Regions from separate parts of the Homo sapiens genome. Here regions 1 and 2 are each linked to region 3. The links are chromatin contacts, found by Hi-C or POLR2A ChIA-PET in ENCODE. All regions are on one chromosome and are shown on one strand. Each heading gives the region's core, a stretch centred on a gene start or an enhancer-like site at or near the end of the contact. The rest is flanking DNA. Distances are from core to core; before and after follow the strand shown.

Evidence for each region. Hi-C counts contacts between places; a loop is a spot of excess contacts on that map. ChIA-PET counts read pairs that join two places held with the same protein, here RNA polymerase II (POLR2A). Pooled maps may share reads with other maps.
Region 1: a loop to region 3 is called in a map of endothelial cell of umbilical vein, with 4 times the contacts of the local background. The contact joins two enhancer-like sites. A Hi-C loop is called at or near these places in 41 of 168 maps with a recorded cell type or tissue (CD4-positive, alpha-beta T cell, Caco-2, HCT116 and 24 more) and 17 of 50 pooled maps. POLR2A ChIA-PET finds 5 or more read pairs at or near these places in 12 of 52 experiments (BJ, CD4-positive, alpha-beta memory T cell, GM10248 and 9 more).
Region 2: a map of endothelial cell of umbilical vein shows a loop between it and region 3 (4-fold over the local background). The contact joins two enhancer-like sites. A Hi-C loop is called at or near these places in 3 of 168 maps with a recorded cell type or tissue (astrocyte of the cerebellum, endothelial cell of hepatic sinusoid and endothelial cell of umbilical vein) and 1 of 37 single-sample maps with no recorded cell type. POLR2A ChIA-PET finds 5 or more read pairs at or near these places in 1 of 52 experiments (activated CD4-positive, alpha-beta T cell).

Annotation. Positions count from the first base shown.
Region 1 is chr2:46,350,304-46,353,161 of GRCh38, reverse strand. All of the region lies in intron 2 of EPAS1 (endothelial PAS domain protein 1), which reads right to left. Among named protein-coding and RNA genes, the nearest start is that of LINC01820, 42 kb to the left of the region's middle. RefSeq lists an enhancer at 1,058-1,352. Within about 2 kb of position 1,606, at least 21 of the 41 ENCODE cell types and tissues checked have a DNase peak (open chromatin) inside an H3K27ac peak, as active enhancers do.
Region 2 is chr2:46,271,978-46,274,677 of GRCh38, reverse strand. The region is part of intron 2 of LOC101926974 (a long non-coding RNA gene); the gene reads right to left. Among named protein-coding and RNA genes, the nearest start is that of EPAS1, 24 kb to the left of the region's middle. Within about 2 kb of position 1,322, at least 4 of the 41 ENCODE cell types and tissues checked have a DNase peak (open chromatin) inside an H3K27ac peak, as active enhancers do.
Region 3 is chr2:46,315,535-46,318,249 of GRCh38, reverse strand. All of the region lies in intron 1 of EPAS1 (endothelial PAS domain protein 1), which reads right to left. Among named protein-coding and RNA genes, the nearest start is that of EPAS1, 19 kb to the right of the region's middle. Within about 2 kb of position 1,254, at least 2 of the 41 ENCODE cell types and tissues checked have a DNase peak (open chromatin) inside an H3K27ac peak, as active enhancers do.

The DNA of each region.
Region 1 (2,858 bases), core at 357-2,856, 35 kb before region 3:
TCACACCAGATAGGTGACCACCTTCTGTAGATACACAGAGGCCAACCCTGTGGTTTCTAGCCAACCGAGAAGATATTTTCTCTTCAATTTCTTTGATCTCAGTGGTAACGCTGACTTCAAAATCTGAAGTAATCCCAAGACAACCCTATTTGGGTTAACTAGTCCCAGAGGAAATAGTCCTGCTTAAAATTTCCTGTTTTTAACAGTTCCAACACAGCCAAACTGGTTTCCACCCATGCCCAGTGCATTTGCTTCCAGGAGGTGGCGAAATCGGCTACAGCAGCATCGGGTCAGCTGGCCTCCGGGAGGGAGAGGGGCAATCTAGGGCCACGAAGGGTAACAGAATGTCTTGGGACTGCGGTCACAATGGCTGGAGGACCAGGAAGCCAGCAGGTTGGCCCCAGGGACCCTGTGACGGCAGGGCCGGGACAGGGTCTCTTCCCTCTGTGGAACTAGTTGCCCTCACAGCACCTGCTTGTTCTCCTGGGAGCTTCTGAAGGAACCTGGCCAGGTCACTCCCAGCTTGGAGCTGAGAGTGAAAACTGGGGAGCCAGGAGGTAGCCCCTCACCGTGGAGGCTCATGTCACAAATCTGCTGAAGACCCTTCTGCCTCTTCCCCTATGAACATCGTGTCTTCCCTGACGTACCATTAATATCCTACTCAGTGTTACGGACATGGGAAAATGCACGCGCTCCCTACACCATTATTAAGTTTCTACTGTGTTCATGTCTGCTTTATGCTAGGCACAAGGTAATCTGTCCAGAAGTGTCACTTACTGTGTGCTCAGTCCTGTCTTAAGGAGAATCAGGGATACTGAAAGGTGTAAGGGCAGTTCCTTCCCTCGGAATCGACAGACTGGTGGGGAAGACAGATAAACTGCTGTAAGGTGATGCCACAATCCAGCATCAACTCTTGGTCAGAACAAAGTGAGGAGCCCAGAGTAGGTGCTCAATAAGCCACCAAGTGGGTCTGTAAATCATCCTGGGCTCCAGATCTCAGTTACTTGCTTCCGAGGACCCTTCAGGGTCTGACCCCAAAGACGAGAGATGGCTCATTAAAACCAGAGGTGCTCTGCTGAGAAAGTGCATGCCCGTCCTGGGGAGCATAACAAGATTCTTTAATGCTAAAAATAGCCCCGGTAAACAGGCTTTGATGACTCCCCACAGCCAGGATATGCGCGGGCTGAGGTTTTGGAGCACTTTTTCCGGAGCAACGCTCATTTCCTTCAGGCAGCACCGCCCATGTGGGGTGGGACTTCCTGGGCAGCAGGGGCTGTGCATTGGGAGAGAGCAGGCAGAGTGGCAGAGCAGAGGCTCCTGAGTGGTCTCAGAGACCAGGCTGCCCCACGGTGCTGCTGGTCAGAATGCTGGCTGCACTTTTATTCCACCAAGGTCGCTTTGCCTCTTGTTTCCTACTCCGAGAAGTTCCAGGACTGCTCTGACTGTTCTTAAAGCCATTCTGATGGGGTCTTCCTGGTTCAGATGTGCTTGGCAGTTACCACTTTGTGACCACCACAGGGGCCTTCCTTCTAAGGCTCTGCCTAAACTGATTCCTCCCCTCCACCTGACCCACAGCCTGGCCCCTCAAACCCCGCCCTCCCGGATGTGCAGACTGCAAGAGCAGTGCCAGTCAAGCCACAGGGAAATCACTCTGGGATCGCTTACTGGATCCTTAGCCATACCTTTAAATGCCACCATTAGCAGGCCTGGGCTCCTCTGATGCCTTTGACAGAAGGCACTGTGTCCTTCCTGATCTTCCTGGGCTCCCTGAGAGTCCTGAAAGTCCACTAGGAGAGATTCATGCCTTTGTTCTTTGCATGTATCTTACTATCCTATCTTGCCTCTCTGTATTACCCTTGATGTAGTACAGGACTGGGTTCAGCAAACACCTGTTGACTGACGAGACTTTTTAGTTTAAGTTAAAGGAATGATCTGAACAAAGTCAGTATCTCTAGAAGAGACTGTATATTAGCTGTTCTCACCCATTAACATCCTCACATGAATCAGCTTATTGAGTTCTTTCCAAACAGGACAGAAAAAGGCCTTGATTTGGAGTGGGTGGGACAAAGGGGTGGAGGTAGGAGTGAAAGCCTGGGAAAAGAAGTCTGAAAGTGGGGTGTGAGAGGGTACCAGAACATATATCTGCCTCCACAATTCTTTCTTTGTCCCACTTTTCCTGCATGGAAAGGTCATATCAAGCCTTAAAAACTTTAAAATCACTTGTCTCACATTTTAATATCCTTCCCTTAGTAGTCTAGAGATCAGGAAAATATAATCTCTTGTTATAACTGATGTCTTCGCTAAGCAAATGATGATGAATCCATAATGCAACTGACACTTCTCTTTAGAAACCTTGCTTCACGCTGATCTCCAGGTCCATGGAAAATGAATTTGATTTCGCCATGTATGAGTTTGGGCAAGCCCAAAATTCAGTTTTACAATGAAAAGCAAATTTTGTATATTCACTGCGGTTTAATGCCCTCAGAATGCAGAGTTGACCCTGATTCGCTCATGGTTTGTGGGGCTCATCTTGAAAGAGGATTTAGGACAATCAAGTGGCATTTCCACCGATGTTCCTGTAAGAGTGTGTTCTGTCCTCAGCCCAGCGTGGCAGCTAATATCATAAAGCTATTGTTTCAGTTTGCTTCCTGTGATACGAATCTCAATCGGCAGCCCAGACCCACAGCCTGAATTTCTCAACGTTGAGGTTTCCTCTCCAACATTCCCACACAGAACAGCCTACTGTGAAAATCAAAGGGAAACGTGTTACTAAGTAAAGAGAAACTTTTCTAAAGAAAAACCTGGTATTTTTTAGCCTTTTGAACTTTGAGGTATGCAACCAGCTATTTCCTATTATA
Region 2 (2,700 bases), core at 73-2,572, 44 kb after region 3:
CATTTTGGGGGAATACAGTCCATAACAGGTGGGAATGTCTTGGAAACCAGCCCTCATGGGAGACATAAACACTCCCTCTATGCATCCTGGCTGATGCATATACAGTCTTTCTTTGAATGTCCCCAAGGCAGCCAGCTCCCTCCCTCCATGTATTGGACATGGTTCTGCTCCCTGGGAGAGACCAAATTTGTCTGGCCCTTCCTGTATTTGTAGACTGAGTCAACCTTTCTCTAGACTAAATGCACTAGCTCTTCCCATAAGCTTCCTACTCTTTTAGTGGACAGATCTGTGCAATGGGAATGATAGTTCCAAGAGTACTCTGAAATCCCAAGAGATCCTGAAATATGTCTGACACATCAGAGAAGGATTGGTTAGGTTTGCTTGACAGAACTGTTCTTTAAAGATTGGTAAATGATCAATCCACTAGCCATGGAAGTGACAGCTTGCGTTTAACCAAGTTGTAAAATCACCCAGTGCTAGTTACTTAGGGCTTCTTGACATGCACAGACGCTTGGCTGAGTCCTGGAAGCTGCAGTGTTGACTTAGCCACTGTCCTCAGCCCGGTGTAACTACACAGGGTCAAAATGAGTCAGCAGGCACCCCAGGCCCTCATCCATTTTCCACAGTCTCCTGAAGGAAATCTCTGGGCAGACGGGGAGGTATCAAGGAGCTACCAGGGAGCTAGGCTGAATTCTGGGTAAGGCAGGAACGTCCCCAAGGCAGGCAGCTCCCTCCCTCCATCTGGGTCATAGAGATGAGCCAGTTAAAGATACAGTGACCTACTAGAATTGTTTAATTTGGGGCTCACATTGGGCCCAGAAATTTCAAGACTTCTTTAGAGCAATGTTTTTCCAATCACTCCTCCGTGAAAGTTGTCAAGTGTTAACTCCTCAGGGAAATGGAAAGCTAAGAATTCTCCACAATTGGCTCAGGAAGTACACACTGAAAGTTTAGCCTGACCTAAGATCCCTAAGATACATGTTTTATTTAGCTTCAGGGTGCCCTTCCTATGTACCCATTTCAGGGATTGGACACAAAGTTCAGCTATAGCAAATGTTTGCTCTAAACAGGAAGTGTTGGCCAGTACTCCTGATCTCCAGAGAGCTGGGTGGGTGGGGGCTCTAATTACAAAGGGAGAATGGCTGCTGGGGGTGTCCTGACTTTCTTCCTGAGACACCTCATCGTCCTTCCTGCCTTACCCAGAATTCAGCCTAGCTCCCTGGTGGTTCCTTGATACCTCCCCGTCTGCCCAGAGATTTCCGTCAGGAGACTGTGGAAAACGAATGAGGGCCTGGGGTGCCTGCTGACTCATTTTGACCCTGTGTAGTTACACCGGGCTGAGGACAGTGTCTAAGTCAACACTGCAGCTTCCAGGACTCAGCCAAGCGTCTGTACATGTCAAGAGGCCCTAAGGAGAAAAAGCAACCAAGAACAGATTTAGAGACCCAGACAGCTATTCTGTAAAATAGGGTTCCAGACCCTGGGCACCCAGCTTCCCATGTGCCTCTGGGCCTCAAGACAGTTCTTAAAAATGCCTCTTAAGTTTCTTTCTGGGCCTGTTGGAGCCTGAGGAGGTTGAAACATAACAATCATGTTTTCCCCATCCAAATTCTGTTTTTTTCTTTTTTTGGAGGCAGACTCACTCTGTTGCCTAGGCTGGAGTGTAGTAGCATGATCCTGGCTCACTGCAGCCTCTATCTCCTGGGGTCAAGCGATCCTCTCACCTCAGCCTCCTGAGTAGATGGGACTACAGGTGCACACCAACCATACATGACTATTTTTTAATTTTTTTGTAGAGACAAAGGTCTCACTATGTTGCCCAGGCTGGTCTTGAATTCCTGACCTCAAACAATCCTCCCACCTCTGTCTTCCAAAATATTGGGGTTACAGGTGTGAACTACTGTGCCAGGCCCCAAGTTCTGAAATATAGAAACAGCGGATGGAGGGAAAGATGTCGGCTCTGTTATGGACTGAGCTGCTGAGGACTAGGGACTTCCCAAGGGGGCCCTTGAGAAGACCAGCTTCAGCAGACCCCCAACCAGCTACAGGCGCCCCCAGTTGGTAGATCCTTTACCCCTACCCCTGTCAGAGCACCTTAGAGTGCAAACTACCTGCTGTGAGGCACACCCAACTGGCCCCTGATCCATTCCCAAACTGTTCACTCAGTCACTACCGCAGTTCACCTCTGTCGGGGGTCGGGCATGGTGGAGTAACCTGCCAGGAGTGCACAGATAATTCCCTCCTCATGGAAACCAAAGACTAAGGAAGAAGCCCTCCCTCATCTCTAGTAATTTATTTCTTAGGAAAAGAAGGTTGACATTCGGGGTAAAGAATTTGGGTTAGGAACTGGCTTCCAGGGGAGTTGGAAAGCAGCCACTGACAGAGGCCATCGAGTCTCTCAGGTGGGCAGGGGGGAAGCATTCCAGTCAATTCTGAAACGCTCTGAGCAGCCACTTGGTGCTGGGCACTACGCTACCATCTGGAAATGCAACGAGAAATGCAAGATGAAGAGAATGCCTTCAACATTCTCAACTAGAGGCAAGTCATTTGTGCTGCCTGGAATTGAGGAATGAAGAAAGTACAGAAAGAGAGGAGAGACAGTATTTCTGTGGGAGACACTCTAAAGAAGGTGAGCAGATACAGCGGAGGCCTGATGGGAGGGAATACATGGAAGCATTAGAAAAACCATGTGGTGGCCGG
Region 3 (2,715 bases), core at 5-2,504:
TGTGTGTTCTGACTGGTCCAGTGATTGTTCCTCTGTGTGCGTGTGTGTGTTTGTGTGTGTGTGTGTGTATCTCTCTCTCCCCCTCCCCAATCCTTCCTATTCCCTGAGACACAACAATATTGAAATTAGACCAATTTTAATAACTCTACAATGGGCTCTATGTGTTCGAATGAAAGGAAGAGTCACATCTCTCACTTTAAATCAAAAGTTAAGGAATGATTAAGCTTAGTGAGAAGATCAAACCAGGCATAATATTCCCTTAAGCCAAAGTCTAATCCAGAGCAAGGCCCTAACTCTCTTCAATTCTAGGAAGGCAGAGCAAGGTAAGGAAGCTGCATTAAGAAAAGTATGAAGCTAGCAGAGGTTGGTTCGTCACATTTAAGGAAAGAAGACATCTCCATAACATAAAAATGCAAGGTGAAAGAGCAAGTGCTGATACATAAGCGGCAGCCAGTTATTTAGAAGATCTAGCTAAGATCATTGATGAAGGTGGCTACACTAAACAGATTTTCAGTGTAGATGAAAGAGCCTTATGCTGGATGAACATGCCATCTAGGACTTTCACTGCAAGAGGGGAGAAGTCAATCCCTAGTTTCAAAGGACAGGCTGACTCTCTTACTAGGGACTAATGCAGCTGGTGAGTTTAAGCTGAAGCCACTTATCATTTACCATTCTGTAAGTCCTAGGGTTCTTAAAAATTATGCCAAATCTACTTTATTGGTGCTCTATCAGTGGAACAACAAAACCTGGATGACAGCACATATGTTTATGTGCTCGTTGTCAATGCACCTAGTTACTCAAGAGCCCTGATGGAGACGCACAAAATTAATGTTGTTTTCATGCCTGCTAACACAAGATCCATTCTGAAGCCCATGGATCAAGGAGTAATTCTGACTTCCAAGTCTTATTCAAGAAATTTTGTAAGGCTATAGCTGCCATAGATAGTGATTCCTAGATGAATCTGGGCAAAGTAAATTGAAAACCACCTGAAAAGAGTTCACCATTCTAGATACCATTAACAGCATTTGTAATTTGTGGGAGGATGTCAAAATATCAGCAGTAACAGGAGTCTGGAAGAAGTTAATTCCAAACCTCACGGATGACTTTGAGGGGTTCAAGACTTTAGTGGAGGAAGTAACTGCAGATGTGGAAGAAATAGCAAGAAAACTAGAAGTGGAGCCTGAAGATGTGACTGAACTGTTGCAACCTCATGATAAAACTTGAACAGATGAGTCAGAGCTTCTTACAGATGAGAAAAGAAAAGTGGCTTCTCAAGATGGAATTTGCTCCTGGTAAAGATGGTGTGAACACTGTGGAAATGACAACAAAGGATTTAGAATATTACATCAACTAAGTTGATAAAGCAGTGGCAGGGTTTGAGAGGATTGACACCAATTATGAAGGAAGTTTTACTGTGGGTAAAATGCTATCAGACAGTATCACATGCTGCAGAGTCTTTCCTGAAAAGAAGACTCTATTGATGTAAAAAACTTCATTCTTGTCTGATTTCAAGGAATTGCCACAGCCACCCCAACCTTCAGCAACCGTCACACTAATCAGTTCTGCAGCCACCGATATGGAGGCAAGAACCTCTCCCAGTAAGAAGATTATGACTCACTGAAGGCTCAGATGATTGTTAGCATTTCTTTTAGCAATAAAATATTTTTAAATTAAGGTATAGACATTGTTGGCCAGGTGCGGTGGCTCATGCCTGTAATCCCAACACTTTGGGAGGCTGAGGCAGGCAGATCATTTGAGGCCAGTAGTTCGAGACCAGCCTGGCCAACATGGCAAAACCCCATCTCTACTAAAAACACAAAAATTAGCTGGGTGTGGCAGCACATGTCTGTAAATCCCAGCTACTCGGGGGTGCTGAGGCACCAGAATTGCTTGAACCCAGGAGGCGGAAGTTGCAGTGAGCTAAGATTGCCCCATTGCACTCCAGTCTGTGCAACGGAGTGAAACTGTGTCTCAAAAAGAAAAAAAAAAAGGGTATGTACATTGTTTTTTAGACATAATGCTAAAATATAAACATAACTTTCATATGCACGAGGAAACAAAAAAAAATCATGTGACTCGTTTTATTGTGATATTCACTTTACTGTAGTGGCCTGGAACGAACCTACAATATCTTAGAAGTATGCCCGTATTCTGTAATTATATATCAATATTCATGATATAGAGAAAAGTATGTTCACCAAAGAGTTAACAGTGGTTATCTCTGGGTGATGGAATTTTGGTGATTTTTATTTTTATCTCCATGCCTTCTTTTACTATGACTTTTTATGGGGAACATGTATATTTTTTATAATCAGAAGAAAACAACTTAGCAACTTTAAAAATAATTTTACAGGAGAGACAATTCATGGAGATAGATGTGTGTGCACATGGTCCCAGGGCCTTCCCAACTCCCCTTGTGCTATAATCTTCCAAAGAATTTGAGGGGGCTCTGCCCCTCTTGCCCTCCACCCTCAGAGCCCAGAGCACCCCTGGGTGACGTTTGCAGATCCCTGCCCTCCCTCTACATCCTGCCCTCGGTCCAGCAGTGTGAGTGAGCTGCTCCTGCACTGGGGCCAGCCATTCAGGGAGCAAGGAAATATTATGCAAGAGCACAGGAAGTCAGAGGAGACAGGATTCTGGGCAGGCCTGGCAAGGAGTCTGTGTGAACTCCAGTGAACAAGCAGACTTTGCTCAGTGGGGCCGAAGCCAGCAGAA